Regions from separate parts of the Homo sapiens genome. Here regions 1 and 2 are each linked to region 3. A link is a loop called in an ENCODE intact Hi-C map of the cell type or tissue named here. Cell type or tissue: dorsolateral prefrontal cortex. All regions are shown on one strand.

What was found. Peaks named below come from ENCODE experiments on the same cell type or tissue, not always from the same donor. Only the 100,000 strongest peaks of a DNase experiment are listed, where the experiment ranks them.
Region 1: a loop joins it to region 3, with 3 times the contacts of the local background. A loop is called at or near these places in 88 of 110 quality-filtered maps.
Region 2: it touches region 3 in a loop (3.0-fold over the local background); 15 of 110 quality-filtered maps call a loop at or near these places.

The regions. Positions count from the first base shown.
Region 1 is chr12:68,859,638-68,867,637 of GRCh38, reverse strand. CPM (carboxypeptidase M) reads left to right here. Exons shown (of 9, transcript NM_198320.5): 7 at 590-742. Among named protein-coding and RNA genes, the nearest start is that of MDM2, 55 kb to the right of the region's middle. In dorsolateral prefrontal cortex, a CTCF peak has its summit at 3,577 (motif pointing left); no DNase peak of the experiment used is centred here; H3K27ac peaks cover 639 bases.
Region 2 is chr12:68,896,096-68,904,095 of GRCh38, reverse strand. All of the region lies in intron 2 of CPM (carboxypeptidase M), which reads left to right. Among named protein-coding and RNA genes, the nearest start is that of CPM, 33 kb to the left of the region's middle. In dorsolateral prefrontal cortex, a CTCF peak has its summit at 4,770; a DNase peak (open chromatin) is centred at 4,735; H3K27ac peaks cover 1,851 bases.
Region 3 is chr12:69,066,153-69,074,152 of GRCh38, reverse strand. No RefSeq gene overlaps it. Among named protein-coding and RNA genes, the nearest start is that of TODL, 62 kb to the right of the region's middle. RefSeq lists an enhancer at 5,091-6,290. In dorsolateral prefrontal cortex, CTCF peaks have their summits at 3,447 and 3,647 (motif pointing right); a DNase peak (open chromatin) is centred at 3,632.

The sequences.
Region 1 (8,000 bases), 210 kb after region 3:
TACTGGCCAAAACCCCTGAGCACTTTTCTTTAACATCTGTGATCATGTTTCCTCATCTGTAAAGTAGGGGCAATTGCTGTGAGGATTAAATGAGCTGATACAAAGCACTTCATATGGTACCTGGCAATAGTGAATGTTGGCCCATGATTCCCCCAAATTAGCATGCTTAGCTTTGCTTAGTAAGTGTATTTATAAATGATTTGTAGAAATATTTTAAAGGAATCTTATTCTAGCTTATATCCATGTAAAATGTAATTTAAGAAAGAAATGAAATTCAAAGAATCATTTTTGTAATGTAGGATTTCAAAAAATAAAAACAAAAAAGGACCCTTCCTTCACCCGTCACTTAATTTTGATGCACAGTTGAACTTCAGTCAGCTCTGATCCAGTTACCCATATGGGAATATTTAGGATTGTCTAGTCACGCCTGGGTAATAGAATGTCAAGCCCTGATTTTACAAGCTAATATGTCAAATTCATTTTTTCCTGTTTACATGTAGCTGTCTGATTCATTTGTCCCCGAGGCACGTGATACTTGGCTCCACTCCAATTTTAGACCCTAACAAAAATTAAATATGCTTGTGTTTAGGTGGAATGCAAGATTACAACTACATCTGGGCCCAGTGTTTTGAAATTACGTTGGAGCTGTCATGCTGTAAATATCCTCGTGAGGAGAAGCTTCCATCCTTTTGGAATAATAACAAAGCCTCATTAATTGAATATATAAAGCAGGTGCACCTAGGTTTGTAAAATTTTCTTATTAATTCCCTATTAATACAAAATAGAGCATCTGGCAAGACCTCTGGGTTGACTAAACGCAAGCCTTTATTTATGCTTTGTAGTTATAGCCTCATTTCAGTGCCAGATCTGATGGTTAAGAATTCTCTCTGCATGAGTATCTGCAGTGTGTGAGAAATGCAGTGCCCACTCATTCATAGAAAAGGAAGCATGATGCATGTTCCTTTAATATGAGGGTATAAAAATCCAGAGTACCAGGTGGTCGTGGTGGCTCATGCCTGTAATCCCAGCACTTTGGGAGGCCGAGGCAGGTGTATCACCTGAGGTCAGGAGTTCGAGACCAGCCTGGCCAACAAGGCGAAACCTCATCTCTACTGAAAATACAAAAATTAGCCAGGCGTGGTGGCACACGCCTGTAGTCCCAGTTACTTGGGAGGCTGAGGCAGGAGAATCACTTGAACCCGGGAGGCAGAAGTTGCTCCCTCCGCCAAGGAGCCAAGATGGTGCCAATGTACTCCAGACTGGGTGACAGAGTAAGACTCCATCTCAAAAACAAACAAACAAACAAACAAACATCCAGAGTCCCCCTAATTTTACATGTTGAATGATCTAGAAATCTGGCAAAATATCAGGAAAATAGGCTGCTACTCTGTTACATCATCTCCCATTTAGAAAAATACTATGTTTGCTTGTCACTCACCACGCAGTACCAAGGACCCTGAGAACACTGGACATACCACTTTGCATTTTTTCCAGAATTGGGGTGGTGAGCTAGCACCATTACCTTCAACCCCTCTCACCTCCGAACTCTGCCAGATGTCCTGGTGCTAGAAATCTTGCCAGCCTGTTTGCTGAAGGCTGGCTGGCCCTTATCACAGATAGACAGACTAAATGTGGCAGAGAGTGATAGCTTTCAAACGTGCAGTGGACTCACCGGGAGCGCTTGCTAAAACAGATTGCCAGGCCCCAACCCGGAGTTTCTGTTTGGACCACCTTACCACGTGATGCTGATGCTGCTGGTCCAGCGGCTATACTTAGAAAGCCATTGCACTAGAGAAACACACTGCTAGAGATGATGATGGAATCTTGTACAGTTCAAGTTTATTAACCAGGTGGTGTCTCTTTGGGCAAGGTGTGGAAGGCTCTTCTATATTTACAGAGGTGAAGTTATCTTTCTCCATTCAGAATGGCTTGGGGAGAGAAACATATCAGGAATTGGCATAATAGCTATGATACCACATGGAGAGAGAGAGAGAGAGAGTGTGAGTGTGTGTGTGTGTGGGTGTGTGTGGGTGTTGAAAAGGTTTGCTGCATGGGCCTACTGCATAACTGCATAATTCCCGGAATTTTCTGCATGATTCACAGCAAAGCTTTCCTCCTGCTACAAAGAAGATGGAGAAGGATGAGGGAAGGTAGCACAGGGCCAGAGGGCTGAGTGCAAGGATGATTAGGACCCTTCCTCGGCACACATCCCTAAAAGGGATGCCCCTGCCCTCTTTCATACCTGTATCCCCAGCCTCCATGCCCTGACCTGAAGAGAAGTACACAAAGATTACTGGTAAACTCACAGGGCTATGTCTAACTGGCTGAGTCGTTCATGGACTAGGTTGACTCCCTGTGATAGGGGATGTTATGAAATATCGTTCTTTCTCACCAGCATCTTAATAAAGATTATAAACTTATTATTGGGACTTTCACCTTCTTCATTATGTCATCAAACGTTGTCTTGGGTTCTCTCTTGCTTAGTATTCTGGTAATTCTTTCTCCACTAGATTTTCCTCATGAGGCATGTCATGTATTAGTCTAACATTTCTATTATATTTCTACCTCTATTGATCCTTTAGTTTGTTAATCTATTACTATTATTATCATTATCATCATTTTAGAGACAGGGTCTCACTCTGTCACCCAGGCTGGAGTACAGTGGCACAGTCATTGCCCACTGTACCTTGAACTCCTGGGCTCAAGTGATCCTTCTGCCTCAGTGTCCCAAGTAAGTAGGACTACAGGTGCACAGCACCACATCCAGCTAATTTTTTAAACAATTTTATATAGAGACAGAATCTTGCTATGTTGTCCAGGTGAGTCCCAAACTCCTGGGCTCAAGCGATCCTTCTGCCTCAGCCTCCCAAAGTGCTGGGATCCCAGGTGTGAGCCACCGTGACTGGCTCTGCCTATCCTTTTCTGAAATTCATTCTTCACCAGTATCAACATGGGTATGGGCGTGCAAGTGAACATCAAATATGCTCTGTGTAACTGCACTACTATTTTCAGAACCTCAATCTAGCTGTAAAGATTATTTACCAAGCACTGAATTAAGGTGGGCTTTGAAGTATCATGTTGATGTAATATTGCCAGGGAAAGGGCAATATAAATTGCAGTATACCTATTATTATTTTTAATAATTTGGAAGGCTTACCAGTCCATTTGCACTAGGTTTTGTTTTTTTGTTTTTGAGACGGAGTCTCGCTCTGTCATCTAGGCTGGAGTGCAATGGTGTGATGATCTCGGCTCACTGTAACCTCCGCCTCCCAGGTTCATGTGATTCTCCCACTCAGCCTCCCAATTTGCTGGAATTACAGACACCCACCATCATGCCCGGCTAATTTTGTATTTTTGTAGAGACAGGGTTTCACCATATTGCCCAGGCTGGTCTTGAACTCCTGACCTCAGGTGATCCGCCGGCCTCGGCCTCCCAGAGTGCTGGGATTACAGGCATGAGCCACCATGCCCAGCCCATTTGCATTAGGTTTTATAAAGAATGTGTATCTGCCTGTCTCTATAATCAGATGCAAACAACTCACTCAAAAAATACATATATTGGCACATCAACCCTGCCCCCTTGTGGTTTAAGACAGATGCATAACATGGTTTAATAATGAAACCATATTTCAAAATACCAATACAGTGTGGTTATTACTACTTAATAGAAAGGTTCTCTCCCTACTAGTGCCCAATAAGAAACTAATGAATATTTTGTTTGTGAAGAATGGCAGCAAACACCCCTTTATTGGTATTGCTCTGGTTTAAAGACATTATTGATATTCGTCAAACTGCATTGCATTTACTGGTTCCATTTTACCAATTGCTAGGATGCTTCTGAGTTTCTGAGGTTTTGACCCATCTGGAAGTCTCTGAGCCACCTTGTCTGGGAAGGAAAGGCCTTCTGCTTTAGTGGAAGGGCCTTGCCAAGAGGGTAGAGGCTTAGGTAGAGCCCAAGCTGTTTTGTCATCTGGCGATGTTTGCAATCTTGAGCAAGCACTTGTCTGAATCTCAGTGTAGTCAACAGAAAGTTGAGAGTAATAGCATCAGCCTTGCCTCCCACCAGCCTGTTCTAAGGCTTCAGTGGTGTTATTCCTTCAATTAGAACTCACTGCAGACCTCAACTGAAACTCGGGCCCCTTGGTGCTGTGTTGTCCTGCTTAGAGGATGATTTACTAGGTTCAAGTTGAGATGAGGGTGTCGGCAGACATTAAAACCAAAGTAGCAAAGGAGGGCAAGTCTGAATTCTAGAGGCTTAAAATGTCTTGCTTGTCCCGGTCTCTGAGGAGAAGCAAAGATGAGCCAGACACGGTGTTACCTGCCTGCTGCGGCCCTGTCTTTCCCCTGGACTCCTCAAAGCAGATCTGAACCTAGAGAGCAAGGGAATGGCTCACAGCATCCAGAAACCTAAGCAACCTGGGCATAAAAGAATCTGGTATGTGCTGAGTTCCAGAAGCCTGTGAGCCACAGATGTGGATCTGTTATCACATCCAAAATAGGAGGCAACTGTGACCATGCGGTGGGGACATGGGCACAAACAAGCAGTCTCCTAAGTACTGTCCCAGCTCCGACTCTAAATTGTGGCCAACAGATGCAGAATTCTAGTGCTTGCCCAGCCAAGACTTTTCATTCATGAAGCTCTAATCCATTTCCAAGGGAAAAAGAGCTTTACATTTCTCCCATGTATCTCCCCATCTGGCCACAGAATTTATATCTCAGATTTTATGTCTTCTCATTTGTATTGTATCTGAGCATTTTTCAAATTTTCCTTTTTTTTTTTTTAATATAGTGTTGGCTCTCTCTGCGTCTCTTAGGGTCTACCAGTCTTTTTTTCAATGTTTCAACTTCAGCATATAGAAATAAATCACATTTTCTGGTAAAACAATTACTTCCCTCTTAAGTAAAAGGTTTGGTGGTATGTAGACAAAATATTGTAAAGACATATACAAGCTAAAGCACGCTTTTATTTGGCTGGTGGGAGGGGTTTTCCTTTGAATATAAATTCCATACATAAGCATGGTCTGTGTTTGCCCAGTAACAGTGATATTCGCATACCCCAGGCTTCCATAGCTGGAAGAACCATCTTTAGGTTTAGGTAAGAGTCATATGAAAGTGAGTCTTTGGGCCTGTAATCCCAGCACTTTGGGAGGCCAAGGTGGGCGGATCACTTGAGATCAGGAGTTCGAGACCAGCCTGGCCAACGTGGTGAAACCCATCTCTACTAAAAATACAAAAATTAGCCAGGTGTGGTGGTGGGCACCTGTAATCCCAGCTACTTGGGGTGCTGAGGCAGGAGAATCGCTTGAACCCGGGAGATGAAAGTTGCAGTGAGCCGAACTGGTGCCACTGCACTCCAGCCTGGGCAACAGAGGGAGACTTCAATTTAAAAAAAAAGAAAGTGAATCTTTGGGTTATTAGGGGATGACGAATGAGGGTCAAACTGGAATATGAAGATTTTCAGACATTTCTTCAAATGCAAATTGTTCTTCCTTTTTCTATCTTTGAGGGTAGGCAGACCGCAGGTTGACTGGAGCCTTGATTCAGCTGCAGCACACACTGATACGTAGGTGTTGTTCAAGTCCCTGAGGCCATCCAAAATCACTGTCATGTGACTGTCAAAAAAGTCAAATCTGTTCTATTAAAGTGTAACTGCTTCTAGCCAAGAAGAAATTTGCTGCCTTTTTTTAAAGGGTACCATGACTTTTTTTTTTTTTTTTTTTTTTTTTTGGTGTCTTCTGCCAACTACTCATTACTAGTACCCTGAATTCTATTTCATCATTATCTCCAATGTTAAAGAATGGTGTAATGTTAGCCGGGCGCGATGGCTCACGCCTGTAATCCCAGCACTTTGGGAGGCTGAGGCGGGCGGATCATTTGAGGTCAGGAGTTCAAGACCAGCCTGACCAACATGGAGAAACCCTGTCTCTACTAAAAATACAAAATAAGATGGGCGTGATGGTGCGTGCCTGTAATCCCAGCTACTTAGGAGGCTGAGGCAGGAGATTGCTTGAACCCGGGAGGCAGAGGTTGCAGTGAGCTGAGATCGCGCCATTGCAGCCTGGGCAACAACAGCAAAATTCCATCTCAAAAAAAAAAACAAAAAATTGTGTAATGTCAGTTTCAATGATAGCTCTGCTTCATTTTTTATGCACTTGATTTTCTTCGATTTGGTTGGTTTTGGGGAAGTCAACAAAAAATACAAAAGATGCCAACAGACACAACACCATCCAGCACAAGTTACCTTGCTGAAACGCATGGATTTTCTAAGTGGCATGAAGACTGTAAACTAGCTCAGAGCCCTGGAAAAGGAAATAATATGCATAGCTTCTTCCCTCACATATTCCTGCTTTGTGGAACAAAGTTGAATTAAGACTCCAGAAATTCATCTAATATATTCTCCCCCCGCCACACCACATAGTTTTTCTTAATCCAAATAAGAGGAAAGGAAAGAAAGCCAGGCCTGGTGGCTCACACCTATAATCCCTGCACTCCAGCACTTTGGGAGGCCAAGGTAGATCATGTGAGCTCAGGAGTTCAAGACTAGCCTGTGCAACATGGCGAAACCCCACCTCTACAAAAAAATACAAAAATTAGCCAGGTGTGGTGGTGTGTGCCTGTAGTCCCACCTACTTGGGAGGCTGAGGTGGGAGGACTGCTTGAGCATGGGAAGTCAAGGCTGCAGTAAGCCCTGATCACACCACTGCACTCCAGCCTGGGTGACAGAGCAAGACCCTGTCTAAAAAAAAAAAAAGAAGAAGAAAGGAAAGCAAGAATTAATGTTTGTTGATCCTCCTGTTCTGTGTTACTTACATTTAATCTTCACAACCATCCTGGGTGGTGGTATATTATCCCCATTTCATAGGTGATAAAATTGAGGCTTGGGAATGTTCAGTGACTTGAGAACTAGAATTCAAATCAAAACCTGACTAGGTTCTTTCTGTCACACCAAGCTATGATGATGGGTACACGCTATATTTATCACATATCAAAGGACCTCCTAAGGGGGGCACAGTGTAAATAGCTCTTCAAAATAATGCCATTGAAGCTGAGTGTGGTGCCTCACACCTGTAATCCCAGCACTTTGGGAAGCTTAGGCAGGTGGATTGCTTGAGCCCAGGAGTTCAAGACAAGCCTGGGCAACATGGTGAAACCCCATCTCTACAAAAAGTTAATTAATTAATTAAATAAAACAAAATAATGCCACTGAAACCCAAGGAATAAATGCGTAATCAGGTTACCAAATTATTACCAATTTATGATTGGGTACTACCTAAACATCAAAAGGATATGTATCAAGCAGTAGGAATAAATATAAATGGAACTGTGTTTAAAAAAGAGAGGGCAAAGAGGAACACACGAAGTGAAAATAGAAGTTTACACAGTTGTATAGAGAAAGGGAGAAGGAAATGTGGCATTTTCCTCCTCAGGAGACAAAAAATGAAGAGTCAGGAACTAAATAGGACAGAAAGTATAATAAAAGGCAACCTAGGTCAGATAGAAGTTTGTTGAAGTTCAAGATAAACATTGTTTTGCTAAATGCCAAAATTTTTATTTTTCACTTTAACCGTTTCTGGGGGAAACTGTTACGTGTGCCTCGTATTTTTCTGCCCTAATAAATAATTATTGAGCATAACTGTTTGGGGAGAGTTCAAGATCATCTTACTATTGTAGCTCTTCATTCTCATTTATGTTATTGGGGACTTAGGCAGCTTCACCTTAAGGTAATATGATTTGACGCTGGAGTAAACAAACTAGATGTGACACGTAGGATCTAAAATAAGAAAGGTCTTAAAATATAAATGGCTTTTTAAAAATTGTACTCCTGAAATTTTGAGAGGGGCTGTCGAGACTATCATGGGTTGACGGCTAGGCTGGGCCACTTCGTTGGCTGTGTGAGTTTGAGGAGGTTATTTTAATAAGCCAGAGCCTTAGTTTTTTTCATCTGTAAAATCATGATAATAATTGATGACACAGAGCTGATATGAGAATTTAATGAGAAA
Region 2 (8,000 bases), 170 kb after region 3:
CCAGCCTGGGCAACAAAGTGAGACCCCCATCTCTACAAAACATTAGCCAGGTATAGTGGCGCATGCCTGTGGTCCCAGCTACATGGGAGGGCAAGGCGGGAGGATCACCTGAGCCCAGGAGTTCCAGGCTGCAGTGAGCCACGTTCACACCACTGCATTCCAGCCTGGGCAACAGAGCAAGACCCAGTCAAAAGAAAGAAAGAAAGAAAGAAAGAATGAGAGAAAGGGAGGGAGGGAAGAAGGGAGGGAGGGACGGAGGGACGGACGGCGGGACGGACAGAGGGAAGGAGAGACAGAGGGAGGGAGGCCTGACTTGTATATTTATGTGCACGAAATCCGTTCTAGGCCTCTGAATATGGCACCTGGCCCACTCTTTCTTGAGAACAGTTTGCCAGTGAGCAATGTGCCTCATGTCCTTTGTGAAACTGGCAGAGCATAAATTATTAATTTAAAATACACAAACTAAGATCAAGATAAGATGTGCTTTAATGAACGGGTAAACTCAAATGGCTTATTAACACCTTCATTTCCTCATGCTGCTTCTGAAATGGGCATTTCTCAACTTACATTTTAAGGTAGGAGCTGATCTGAGATGCAAGTTAATTATACAGTTTGTCGAAGCCAAAGAGTTGGGTTTGGGAGATTTTCTGACCTGAAAATGTTCAGTGGCGGTGCCCATGTAATCTTGGGCCTACTCTGACAGACAGTTCAGAGCCTTAACATTCAGTGTTGGTCCTTTGGATATATTGAACATAAGCTACAGTTTACGGGTATGAGAGGACATTATTGACTGAGACTTCAATAGTTCCAAAGGGGGAAAAAAAGAGAAAGATGGCTTTTTTAAAGCTACTGTCTTCAGCTCAGGAAAAAACATGTGATCAGCCGACTGTAAATGCACAGCTTGAGAAATTTAGCAATTCCCAAAATAGGTTCAAGTTTCTTTGTGAGCATGTAGGCCTACTTGCAGGTAACATTGACTTTGTTAACAACGTTTGTTAACAATAACATTGTAGGCAGTTAATGTCTCAGAGCTCTTATAGATACAAAAGAAAATAAACTTACAACTTCCAGAAAGCATCTTCTCATTGATGAGTCTAAATAATGCTCATCTATTGGAGAAGCAACTTGTTAATAGTGACTTTTTGTCACTTTTGTAGAGTGGGGAGAGGGACATGGGAGATGAAGCTCTTACTTTATTTGGGAAGTGAGATGTCTCAAGTTCTTTATTCTAAAAAAGGTAAACATCAGTTGCCTCTGAGGTAGTAATAGAAGAAGGTCTGTTTTACTTTGGAGGAACATTAACCTTAGAGTAAAACAAACGAAAACACAGTTCAAAGCCCAGGCTGTCTGAGCCCATCTCGTCATTTGTAAAATGAGGATAATAATACCTGCCTTACTTATCTCATGGTGTTTCTGTTGAGGATTAAATGATAAAGCACTTTGGAAATTATGTAAAATATCTGTATTTTAAGCAGGTATGATTTCCCGAAATCCTTGAGTTTTTCCTCTGATTCCATGATTATGACATCACTTAAATATGCCACCCCTCTGCTATCCTAATACCCCAAATCTCAGTGAAACACTGGAAAAGTCCGAAACCAATAGAGATTTCTAAAGCAGATCCCCTTATTATGCCCCTCAATTAGTGATCATTGTTAGTGGGTCTGCTCAGAGCATCATTGCCAAGTGCTTTGATAAGCTGAAGAAATCTGTTGATAATTTCTTGAGGCATGGTATTTCAGTGTGTGGAATACTTGGGTACTAGTTCTTGGGAGTTTTTTAAAGTAAAATACTTATATTTGTGTTGACTTTGCAACAGCAGGTACAGCAAATTTCACATGGTACCTTGCTACAGAAATTAATTAGTACCACTCATGGTTTAAATTATGTAGAATGATAGTATGCTCATATTCTTCTTGGCTGTCTTAAAAATGAATAGAAACAAAAAGGTAAACAAAGCTCATATTTACCTCTCCTTGGAAAGAGGTTGAGTGATTGTCATGTAGCTTCTCATTTATCAAGTATGTGTTATGATTTCGTTAAAGGATAAATTGAAAGGATTCTTAAAGCAACAAAGGTTTGGTCCTGCATTGATGCATATTAAGTAAAGTAGAGCTCCTCAGTTGGCATTCCCAGGCTGGGTGACACAGAGGTGCCTCTTTCTGATACTCTCCTTCCCAGCTCCTGTGCCATCCCCTCCCCTCTCCCCTTCTCTCTCCTCTCTCCCCTTCTTCTCCTGTAATACTTCTGCTACTTGCTCTGTTCTACCCAGAGACTGAAGGAAGTGAGTGGTGATCTAATTGAGACTGAATAAGTCCGAACATTTATTTTCCTTCCCCTTCACTCCATCCAAAGTCCAATCCTGAGGAAGACATGGAGGTTATGATTAAACTTGCCCAACACTCAAACTTTACTGACTGCTTATTCTTATGTTAATCACTTGGCCTTTGCTAGATTAATGACTGAGTGACCAGAAGTCTCAATGATCCCATAAATCGTATGATTTTAAACTATTTGTGTAGCTTTTGCTAGTTGTAATAAAAATTTTCACATGATTTTTTTTCCAAATAGAGAGGTTTAATAAAGCTAATGTGCTTGACCAGGTTTTGGAGAGTTTACATACTAATTTCTTAACCCCTTTCTAATATGGTTAGTATAGCTCTGTGTTTTCATCAGAGAGAAGCAGACTGTGAATTCCTCACCTTGGGGCTTCCATTCTCCCTCCAGGTGGCCTCACCTTTCAGGTGAACAACCTGACCTCTCTGGCTCCTAAATCCCACCCTTACAAGCCGCAGGAGCCGGTGCATGGGGGCATAGTTTCTTACCTTTACCTTTTTCAAACCTTTCCCTCCTCACCAGCTTTTTTTTAAGACTTTATTTTCTTAGAGCAGTTTTAGAGCAAATTTGCTGTACCTACTGTGGCAAAGTCAATACAAATATAAATATTTACTTAAAACCCAAGAACCAGTACCCAAAAGCAAAATTATCTAAAGCAAAATTGAGAGGAAGGTACAGAGATTTCCCACATACCCCTTGTCCCTATCCCCACACGCGCATAGCCTCTCCCATGATCAATATCCCCCACCAGAGTGGTACATTTGTTACAACTAATAAACCTACACTGAAGTAGGGGTTTGGACAAATGTATAATGACATTGTAGTATCATACAGAGGAGTTTCACTGCCCTAAATACCCTATGTGCCATCTTTTCATCCTTCCCTCCTCACTAGCCTTTGGCAACCACTGATCTTTTTATTGTCTCCATAATTTCGCCTGTTTCAAAATGTCATATGCTTGGACTCATATAGTATAGCCTTTTCAGATTGGCTTCTTTTACTTAGTAATATGCATTTAAGTTTCCTCCATGTATCTTCATGGCTTGATAGATCATTTCTTTTCAACACTGACTCGTATTCCATTGTCTGAGTGTACCACAGGTTATTTATCCCCTCACCTACTGAAGGACCTCTTGGTTCCTTTCAAGTTTTGGCAATGATAAATAAAAATGTAAATAGCTGTATAATTTTTATATGGACGTAAGTTTTCAGTTTATTTTGTTAAATAACAAGGAGCTTGTTTGCTGGATCATATGGCAAGAGTAGGTTTAGTTTTGTAAGACACTTGCAAACTGCTTTCCAAATTGGCCATTTTGCATTCCCACCAGCAATGAATGAGAGTTCCTGTTGCTCCACATCCTCGCCAGTATTTGGTGTTGTCAGTGTTCTGAATTTTTGCCATTCTAATAGGAATGCATTGATATCTCATTGTTGTTTTAATTTGCCTTTCCCTGATGACATATGATGTGACATATGATGACATCTTTTCATATGCTTATTTGCCCTCTGTTTATCTTCTTTGGTGAAATGCCTGCTGTTTCCATCTTTTGTCCATTTTTTAATTGAGTTGTTTATTTTCTTATTGTTGGGTTTTCAGAATTCTTTCTGTATTTTGGATAACTCTTTCATCAGACATGTCTTTTGCAAACATTTTCTCCAAGTCTGTGGCTTACCTTTTCATTCTCTTGATCCCTCCAGCTTTTTATTTAGAAAATTTTCAGTCCTATAGAAAAAAATACAAAAATAGTAAAATAAGCACTCACACATTATTCATATACATCCACCAGTTGTTAATATTTTGCCACATTTGCTTTATCTCTCTCATGAGCTCCATCTGTTGATTTTACTGAACCATTAGAAGTGATAAATGGCATGTCACATCATCCCAAAAAACACCAATATGCATCTCCTAAGCATGACTTCTTACTGCCTAATCATGACACATCATTATTAAACTAAAAATAATAACTCAGTAATATCCAACAACATACTGCATTTTTAAAGTTCTCCAGTAGTTCCCAGAATCAAATCAAGCAAGGCTCACCCATCGTCTACAGTCTCACAATCTAGGACAGTTCCCCTGCCTTTTTTTGGCATTGACCGATTCATATTGAACCAATTTTATGTCATTGGTTGATTCCTAATGAACCATTTCCTTGTCTACAAGCTCTTGGCTTGCCCTCTTACAGTGATGAGTTGGAGTCTCTCCATGACAGCACCAGACTGGAAATTCTTAACATGCTTTCCAGGCTCATTAACATTGAGATAGTCAAAATCTACACGATGTCCTCAATAATTTTGAGAACAGGCCATGAAAGAAAATGTTGTGAAAAATGTGTTTATGGTTAATGATTCAACACAGTTAACAGAGGTGACTTGGCTTTCTGCCCTGCCCTCATGGCAACATGCGGCTTCCCAGTTCAGCACTGTCCTCTGCTGTTAGGGCCTGGGAATTCTGAATGAGATTCAGTCCTTGGAGTTGAAAAAGTAATTTACCTGATGCTTGGTGGTGTGAATGTTTGTGACAGTTTTTGTGCTAATACATTTTGAAGGACATGTTCTCTCAAAATAGCCCCTTCCACTTTCTGAATCCACACTCCAGTTTTCTTTTTAACTTCAGTGAGTGGTAGTCTATTTGACCTGATGTGCAGATCTTCTGGCACATACATTTCTGCTGTCTCTTGGCATAACAAATTGGCAGTCTATCCCTATGTTATGTACACTGTTTATATTGAAAATTTGTCTTTAATTGGTCTGATACTACATCATCTGCTAGGGCCAGTAGTTTGTCATCAGCCAATTTGTACACCTGAGGCCCTCAAACAAACACGTGCTTACAATGTTTCTGGCACTATTTTTAAAGCTTGTAAGAATTAAATGAGATAGCACAACAACCCCATGAGGGTAAGTACCGTTAATCCCATAATATGGATGAGGAAACTGATTCATTTAGAGGGATTAAGCAATTTGCCCAATACCACATGGCTAGTAAGTGACAGAGCTGGGTTTTAGCTCTGACACTTTGATTCTGGAACCTGCACATTTCATCATTATGTCAGATGCCCTGAAGAGGATACTGTATATCATCTCATCTCACATGCTGTGTTCAGGCAGGTGACGTGCTGCTCAATGCTGGTTTTGATGTCTTTACTAAACTACTGATCTATTTTTGAGATTTAAATCTCAAAACAGTGATACTAGTGAGAAGTAGTCCACCTTTGTTAATCCACCAAATGTTCCGGTTAGGGAACCTAATTTTGGTAACTTCAAGGCCTCTCCTGCTATTGGGAGCTAAGCATCCTTCACTCTGGACTCTCACTTGCTTCACTTTAGAATGAGAGCTTTTTAGGGTAAAACTCAGGAAGTAGGATGACTGAAAGAAAAGCCTTTCTTCTCCACAGTAGCTTATGGGGAAACTAGTAAATTAATTGCCATTATTCCTTGCCACTAAAGGATGAGTTCTTATGGTAGCAATAAATAGACAATAGGGCTGTGCAGACCTCCAACAAACTGTCTTTTCTGGGGTCAAAAGGGGTCTGAATTAACCTCTTCTTAAATTACAGCTCTGTGACACCTGCAGGCACTCATAACAAATAAGAACACCAGGCCAGGCACAGTGGCTCATGCCCGTAATCCTAACATCTTGGGAGGCTGAGGTGGGTGGATTGCTTGAGCTCAGGATTTCAAGACCAGCCTAGACAGCATGGCAAAACCCCATCTCTACAAAAAAAAAAAAAAAATACACAAATTAGCCAGGCGTAGTGGTCCATGCTTGTAGTCCCAGATACTCAGGAGGCTGAGGTGGCTGACTTGAGCCCTGGGAGGTCAAGGCTATAGTGAGCCATGATTGCACCACTGCATTCCTGCCTGGCTGACGGAGTGAGACCAATAGGGCAGCAAGAAACAAAACCTCAACACTGAACCGGAATGTCCATGACATACTGTAAAAAAAGAAACCTCAAATGGACAATAACTGTATAGTGCTAGTTGTAATGATTGTGCCTTTTTTTTTTTTTTTTTTTGAAACGGAGTCTCGCTCTGTCACCCAGACTGGAGTGCAATGGCACGATCTCCACTCACTGCAACCTCTGCTTCCCGGGTTCAAGCGATTCTCCTGCCCAAGCCTCCTGAGTAGCTGGGATTACAGGCACACACCACCACGCCCGGCTAATTTTTTGTAACTTTAGTAGAGACGAGGTTTCCCCATATTGGCCAGGCTGCTCTGGAACTCCTGACCTTGTGATCTGCCCACCTTGGCCAAGAAATCTCTTTAAGTATTCATTTGTACTTTAAGGTAATGCTCGATCTCGCTCTTAGTACAGCTGAATTGTCCTTCAAAAAGATGATCTGGTTATGTTTGACCTCTTCCTCAAGGGACCAAAAAGGGAAGTTCTCAGCTTTTTATAGTATGAGGTCCCTAGAGGTTTTCACTTTGGGGATTTAAAAACAAGTTTCCTGTAGCTATATGGAGGAAAAAAAAAAAAAAACCTAAAGGGGAACATGGAAGAATTATAATGATTGGGGCATGATAATTATGTCCAGTTTTTAAAACTCCATTCTTAAAAATGTCTTATAATTTATAGGTTAAAAATTTAAATGTTTAGAGGAAGCAGGACAGGTTTATGAGTCTCTGACCTGGGAATGGAGTGGGAGGAATAGAGAAGGTGGGGTTGCAAGAGGAGAAAGGCAGAGGAATTTCCTACCGTCTTCCTGTTTTTTGTTGATGGTTAGTGATTAATGAGACAAGCTGTTCTGTTTCTCTGGGAGTCTTGACTGTCTTGAAGAAAAAAAAGAAAATTTATTGCAACCCAATGCAGCTTCAGATTTTTCCTCTATTTTTTTTTTTCAATTAAAAACGTAACTGTCCCTAATTTAGGAACTGAAATTCCCAAACCTCCCCATTCACCTATTCAGGAAGAAATGAAATGGAACCTAACATCTACATTTCTTGGGTATAATATCAAAACTTTAATACTATGGGGATGAACATGTAAGCAAATGCAACTCTATCTCCCCATAATGTTGGAAGAATCTAACTTGAAACCAGACATTTGGTTTGGATCTTGGCACTTTCTTGCATGGAAATATTCCAAGAAGGTGCATTGACTCTTGATTTGATCTAGAAAACTGGGTTCTTTCCAGAGCCCACCCAGGATGGCACCTCATAGACTAACTATGGACTTTTCCATCAATACTGGAAAACAGTTTCATCTAATCCCCGGACCAAAGGTGACTCGGACTCCAAGTGAGCTTCCTCAGGTTTGTTTGTTAATTTATCCAATCATCCATTCACTCAGCAAACATTTATCAATCATTTGCTATGTATATGCCAGACACTACACCAGATTTTGCAAGCACAGAGATACAAAATCCCTTGCTTGCAGGAAAACCTTTGGTTTCAATAAATGATAGGAGAGGGGTTGCAGGGGTACTATCTATGAAAGTTCAAAGGAAGCATCTAACTTAGGGTGGTAGGGGATGGGGCTGAGCAGAAGGATCAGGAAGGTGTTGGATGGCAGGAGGCTTTTAGCTGAGCCTTGAAAAGGCAAGGGGAGGTTGGCCGCTTTGATGGGGTGGGCTAAGGACTATCCATGCAGAAGAAAGAGCAGGTATTAAAGGTGTCAAGGCAGGGAGTTACCTCCTTTGGGAACTACACATAAAGA
Region 3 (8,000 bases):
CCTTTGCATCCTCATAGCTTAGCTCCCACTTATAGGTGGGAACATACGGTATTTGGTTTTCCATTCCTGAGTTACTCCACTTAGAATAATGGCCTCCAGCTCCATCCAAGTTGCCCTTTTTATGGCTGAGTAGTATTCCATGGTATATTTATACCACATTTTCTTTATCCACTTGTTGGTTAATTGGCACTTACGCTGGTTCCATATATTTGCAATTGCGAATTGTGTTGCTATAAACATGCAGGTGCATGTGTCTTTTTCATATAATAACTTATGTTCCTCTGGGTAGATATGCAGTAGTGGGATTGCTGGATCGAATGGTAGTTCTACTTTCAGTTCTTTAAGGAATCTCCACACCGGTTTCCATAGTGGTTGTACTAATTTACATTCCCACCAGCAGGGTAAAAGTGTTCCCTTTTCACCACATCCATGTCAACATCTATGGTTTTTTCACTTTTTAAATTATGGCCATTCTTGCAGGAGTAACATGGTATCTCATTGTGGTTTTAATTTGCATCTGCCTGATCATTACTGATGTTGAGCATTTATTCATATGTTTATTGACTGTGCATCTTCTTTTGAGAATTTTCTATTCATGTTCTTTTGCCCACTTTTAATGGGATTATTTGTGTTTTTTCTTGCTGATTTGTTTGAGTTCCTTGCAGATTCTGGATATTAGTCCTTTGTTGGATGCATAGTTTGTGAATATTTTCTCCTGGGGTGCATTTAATGAGACACATGAGGAAATAAATTATGTTTACATTAGGAAGAATGTATAACACACTGCAAACATGCTGAAAATATTCTGATTTCCCAATTCTATTTAAAAGTGTCCTGGCCTATGCCTAGTAGTGGCAAACAGGCAGAGCATGATAAAACTTATACTCTTCTTGCAGTTTTGCTTATCTTGAAGGTCAGTCACCACTTTGGACCTAGTGCCAATTTTCTCATTACAACATGAAAAGCAAATAACTCTGTTATTTCTCTCATACCCCAATGCCAGGATTATAACAGGGTAGTTTTGTTGTTGTTGTTGTTTTTGGTTTTTTGCCTTGTTCTTATGTCTTTAACATCCTAGGAAATACTTCAGTGAATCTTTTCACTTTATCAGATTGGCAAAGAATAAAAGCCTGACAATACTGAGTGTTGACAAGAATGCAGAACAATGAGAACATTCATACAATGCTGATGGGACTATATATTGGTTAATCCCCTTGGAAATCAACTTGTCAATGTTTAGAATAGTTGAAGATTCATATAACCTCAGACCTAGCAATGCTACTTCTGGGAATAAACTCTGAATGTTTCTATAAAAAACACTTATGAGAATGTTCCTTATGGCTTTATTGGTAATTGTAAAAACTGGAAATAGGATACATTTCCATTTAAAGTAGAATAGATAAATTGTAGTATATATTTGTTTCAGATCTTATATTTGTTTTAAGGGAATATGTACATACTTTTCTATATTTGAAACAAATATAGCAAAATGTTAAAATTTTATAAAGTTGGTCTGTGGATACATTGATGATGGCCATATATTCTCTATACTCCCCTGTTTTTGAAATGTTACGAAAAAAGCACTACTGCTATAAGTTGTTTATTTTCATTCAATAAATGAGTTGAGCATCTTCTACAAGTCAGGCATTATGCTAAGTGCTAGGAGTCCCTGTCTTCAGAAAACTTGGAATAATGTGGGGACTTTCTGAAACAATCCTCTCTGACCCCATGGCAATTAATTTGTACCTCTGTTATCATCTTCTGCCTTCTATTATGGCTTCAGGTTCATGACATTTTTCTCTCTATAGCAATGCTATCCCATACAACTTTCCACAGCAATCAAAATATTCTATAGCTCTGTTGTTCAATATGGTAGCCACCAGCCACCATTTAGCCATTGAATACTTGAAATGTGACTAATTTAACTGAGGAACTGGATTTTTAATTCTAATTAATTTTGTTTTAAATAGCCTCATGTCACTAGAAGCTACAGTATTGGACAGCACAGCTGCAGAGTGTCTGTTCTTTGAGGGTAAGGACTGTGTCTTTCTCATTTTTGTAGCCCTTGCCTGGAGTCCTAGTTACATTCTCAGAGAGTACCTAGCAAGATACTGTATCTCACAGAAGATTTTTTTTTTTTTTTTTTCAGACAGGATCTCACTCTGTCACCCAGGCTGGAGTGCACTGGTGTGATCCTAGCTCACCACAACCTCATACTCCCAGGCTCAAGCAATCCTCTTGCTTCAGCCTCCCCAGTGGCTGGGGGCTGGGACTAGAGGAATGCATCACCATGCCCAACTAATTAAAAAAAAATTTTTTTTTTTTGTAGAGACAGGATCTCACTATATTGCCCAGGCTGGTCTCGAACTTCTGAGCTTAACAGTCCTGCTGCCTCAGCCTCCCAAAGTGTTGGCATTACAGGTGTGAGTCACTGCACCTGGCTCACAGAAGACATTTGACAAATATCTGTTTAATTCTGGAATTAAATCCTTGTTGGTGTCATTGCCTACCATGTACTCCTGGGAAATTCACTTAATCCTTGTTTATTCATTTATCAAATATGTACTGTACACCAGTTCTGTGATGAGCCAAGGGAATACAAAAATAAATAAAATATAGACACTGTCCTTGAGGAATTCATGATCTTGTCTGAGCAATAGTTGTCTTAGAAATAAAACAAGAAGGTTAATCCTGAAGATTTCTAAGATATCTTCCAGCCTTAACGTTCTATGAATATATTCATTGAATTGTTCATTTGTGCCTAAGATCACTTTGAAAGTTTATGAAAATTGACAATAAATCAATAAAATAAAGGTATTTAAACTTGTCAACAGCCCTTTGGTCCCATTCATTCATTTAACAAATATTTACAAAACACTTGCTATGGATGTTTTGATTGCCTCCTCTTTGGTGAGAGCAATTTTCACTCCAGGATCATGGGGATAGCTGAACACACAACAGCTCACTACTAGACAGTTGAGATTGATAGTAGTTTGTTAGTCACATGAAGTCACAGCCCGGGGGAGGAAGATACCCCATGCCATGCAGAGCCACACAGGGTTGCACTCAGGGCCAGAGTGAAGAGCCAAGTGCCATGGAGGCAGGATTTGTAGTATCAAGGGGGTGAGGTGGCCTAGTTCCTGTGGGAGGAAGTGATTGACTTGTTTGAATAATTCCCTAAGCAGGCAGAGAACCCACTAGTACGGGATAAACAGGAACTCTGTCTGGTTCATTTGATAAGGAGGGCTATTTGGCTAGGGGACCTTGTTCATGGGAGCAGAACAGGCGAGAAGAAACTTGCAGTTAGGCCATTTGATACCCTCCTGATTTTACCATATATGTCAAGGCAACATGTAAAATTGAGGCTTAATAGGCAACACATAAAATTGAGCCTTAATTCTAGGATTTCCATCACAATGGGTCAGACATTATGCCAGGCACCCTCATGGGCAAGACAAGAACAAGTGAGTCCTGCCCTCATGGGTCTTACAGTTTAACTTTTAGGGGCATATTGGTGGAATCAGTGGATTATACTGTAGTTTACAACTGGAACTTTTGTTGCCACCTCTCTAACTCTGCCATGGGTCCCAGGGCCCAAGAGCATGGAGAATGGATGATGGCGTCTTTTGGCCACTAGAGGGCATTTCCTGCTTTCTGCATAGGCCCCTGGGTTCCTTGGGTTTTTGCTAAAATTGCGAGTTCAGTGTGCTGGTTGATTCTTAACTCTGGTACGCATCAGAACCAGTTGGGAAAATTTTAAAACAGAGCTTCACCTCCAGAGATTCTATTCGGTAGGAATAGGGTTGAGCTTGGGCCTCTGTGATTTGCCATTTCCCATGTGATTCTGATGGGTAAGCAGAGCTGAACAGTGAAACCTTTCGATAAGATAAGACTACATTCCAATTTACAGGGATTCTCATTTTAGCGTAAGAAATAAAATAAGGATTCCTCACATGTTTACCTATTCAATTAGCCCATCACGGCATAAACAACCATCCTTTTTTTTTCTTACAAAGCATGTCTGAAGGCCAGAACAACTATCCCTTTTGAGTTAAATTTTAAAGTAAAATTTGATCATTCTTGGGTTCAGGATTTTATTTTATTGATTTTTTTTCAATGTTCAATTTCTTCTTAATTTTGTCTAGATTCTCTGTTCTCCAAATGTAAAATCAAGAATGAGAACGCTGGCAGAAGTAAGGAAAGATGAGACCTGTTTTGAAAACGAAGTTTTAGAGGAACTATGTGAACAGATTGTGTTCTTCAGGGGCCTGGCACATGATGACATCTAACACCCATGGCCAACAGCATTCATAATCACCAATACGCAGCATCATACTCTGTCTACTGGCAATTCCCAGAGATCCAAGAAATATGTAAAACACTGGCTAGAAAGTGTTCTTGTGGCACGAGGCGGTGCTCATCAGGTGGCTTTAGGGTGCACTGGTCACCTGTTACGTGCAGGTCTCCTGGAGGACCTGAGTCCCTGCCCCAGCTCAGCCCACACCACCTCTGTCACCCTGAGACTTATAACCAGGCCAGGCGCGATGGCTCATGCCTATAATCTCAGCACGATGGGAGGCCGAGGCGAGTGGATCACTTGAGGTCAGGAGTTCAAGACCAGCCTAGCCAACATCTCTACTAAAAATATACAAAAATTAGCTGGGCGTGGTGGTACACGACTGTAGTCCCAGCTACTTGGGAGACTGAGGCAGGCGAATTGCTTGAACCCGGGAGGTGGAGGTTGCAGTGAGCTGAGATCGCGCCACTGCACTCCAGTCTGAGTGACGGAGCAAGACCCCAGCTCAAAAAAAAAAAAAAGGCCATTGAGTCCCTGTCTCTTCAGTAGTACTCTCCTTAAGGTCATTGGGAGGATTAAATGAGATAGTGTAATGTACATTAAAGTCATTTATAAATATTTCTAAATGATTTATAAATTATTTCTAAAACCAAAATAGCCCAGACCTCACCAGACGCAGCCTGTGAGTGGCAACAAGTCACACTGACATTCGTGCTGAATTATAATGATGGGCTACTTAAGAAGGAATGCTTGTGGCTGCCCTGAGTCTAAATACAAAAGCCGCCTTGCCTTTGGAAGCAAGGTAGAGGTGGGAAGACTGGCCCTATCACCACCCAATGCTGCGCATGTCGTCTAGATTCCCAAAGCTGCAAGCTTGCAAACTAGGTGCTTTGGTTTGGGCTCTGGAGAAACCCCTCCAGCCAGTGTGAACCTGTATGAGTGTTGGGGGGTGGGGAGGGGGAGCAAAATAGATGGGACTTTATGCCTTCCCCTTCTATTTTCTTTATCCGCCCTCCACCATCTCTCTCCCAGGCCAGACACAAAATTCTTCTCTTCTTCTGCTCAAAAACCGAACTCTCCCAAGCATTCACTTCTGCAAGCAGTTACCTGAAGGAGTCACCATCTATAAACAGCTCCTGTCTGAATGGCATTGAGGCACAATAGGGCACCCTGCCACAGAGATATACAGGGTTATCATGCCCACCTCCTGACTCACTCCTTTCTCATTTGATCCTGAGAAACAGGAAGTAAAAGGCCACAATAATTGGAAATGACCTGACTTCCCATCCATTTAACACTGAGTCACCGAGTCCTTAGGTGCTCTCCTCAGTTAAAGTTTTACCATGATGACTTTTGCTGTTGTTGCTGCTTCATTTTGATTGGTGAATGAAATGGCTCCCCCAAAACCTTAAGTAAGTTCTTGAGTGATGTGTGTATGGTTGCTTGTTTTAAAATCAGTGTTATTATTTGATTATAAATTCTTCTATGAAAGAAGTTGAAAGGAAGACTCCAGGCAAGAGACCCACGGAGTTATTTAAGGATTATAGACTTATTTTCAAGGCAGTTATGCTAAATTATGGATGATGCACTCCCTGGAAGACAATGTGAGCCTCTCTAGAAAAGGCAAGTGTTTCTCTTTTAGGTAAGTTGACAATTTATGTCTGCCCTCCGGTGACTTTAAAATCACACAAAAGACTATTCTATTTATTAATTGTCAAGAATTTTTTTAAAGCTCCCAGGGCTAAATTATATATGTCCCCTTCCAACCAGGATAATTAAATAATAGAATACAGTATATCGGGTCCTGGTGGGGTGGACAGCAGAGCTGCCGACCAAACACGCTGGGACCTCACTTGGCCTGAGAACTATCCGAGAGCACTTTTTTTTTTCTTTTAAAACCCAGTTTAGGAGGCTCATTTACGAGCCTATGCAAATCAGACATTCCTCAGTGTTTGCTTCTGAATTATTCATTTGTATCCCTCATCCTACTACTCAGGAAACAGAACAAGAATTTACCAAATAATAACTTGAATGAAGTTGTCTGTCCCAATGCCCAAGACATCGCACAAAATTTGAAGTTTTCTCCAGGGGCATGGGTGTGTCAGGGTGTGAACTTATAAATGATTCTCTCTTGCACAAAACATGTAATTAGAAATTCCATATCAGATATGCCTACTTCAGATGGTGCAACCAAAAAGAATCATAATGACATTTGTATTAAAATGTAACAAATAATCTATTATGAATCTTGCTTCTCTTTTTCATAATTGCCCACCATTTACAAAATGCGTGTCTAGGCAAATCAAGCTCCTCAACAGAGTATTAAAAAGTATAGGCTTTACTTGTTTTATAAAGCCAAGCCATAACTGTAACAGCTAGTAATAACAGCTGCCATTTTATAGAACACTGGCTTACTATTCACAGGGCACCGTCCTTGCATTTTACACTCACGATCTCATTTAACCTCCTGCCAACCCTCGAAGTAGGTACTGTTATTTTGTCTGTTTTACAGATGGGGAAACCAAGGCTCAGAAAGGTCAAGCAACCTGCTCAGGTTGACCAATAGTAAAGTCTGGATAGGGCACTTACATAGAGTTGCGTAAGTCACTCACTGCCCCAAAGGCACTGGCAGCCAAAGGAATAAATAGAGGCCAAAATCCAGCCTGTGTTTCACTTGCCCAGCCACATGCTGGCAGGGCTGCACCCACTAGAGGGGACACCTTCCTCTAACATGAACAAAGGCACTAAATGGGCTAGCAGCAGCCGTGGGGCTGGAACCCGGCATCAAACCCACTGAGCTGATTCCACAGCCCCTGTGCTTCACACTAGACTGACTACCTTGCCACATACATTTTCCTACCTCAGAGGGGCCCATAAAGGTCACACACTATTCCATTATTTTCTACTGGCTGGGCTTGGGGATGGGCATAGGAGGAGGTTGAGTTTATCCCCAAAAGGAAGGGGATAGATACCCTGTAACTCTGGAGTAGCCTGGTTTTCTGTTTTAGTGTGAAGGGTAGTGACTGGGAGCAGCAGCAGAGCATTGTCCCATAAACTGCCGGTGACCTGACCCTTGGGAGGTTTTCCTGGCCTGCTTTATGGAGCTCACCCAACTGTGAGAGTCAAAGTGGTGCTGATGAGTGGCTGCAGAGGCGCTGATGAGAGAAAACACTCCAATACAAAAAGCCAACAGACAGGAATCCTCACGCTGGCTCCACCACTCACTGTCATTTGACCTTTGATTGGTCACTTAGCCTCAGTGACTTCTATTTTCCATCTGAAAATGCAGACAATGATAACAGATGCCCCTAAAGTCTTCAAGGGAACAGTGCTCAGAAGTAACCCTAGGAAACATTTTGAAGCAGGCATTTATCTTTGGTGCTTATGTCACCTGTCCATCTCTTTCTGCTTCATTTCTTCCCATCCCACCCCCACCCAGCATTCCCCTCTTCCCTAATCTTCCTATGCGGAGAGAGGAGTCAGCCGATAAAACCAATTAGCAATATAGATGTTAGGGATTAAAAGTATTCACTTTCCCAAAGCCATCTTTATCCCAAAGAGAAGGCAAGGAAGGCTTTGCCCAAAGATCCAATGGCAGTTGGGTGAATTTTTGTGGCAGATGCGGGTTTTGTTTCTTTCTGGAGCCTGTAAATTACATAAAGTAAGCAACGAAGGATTGGGCTGTCCTGGGACAACTTTGTAA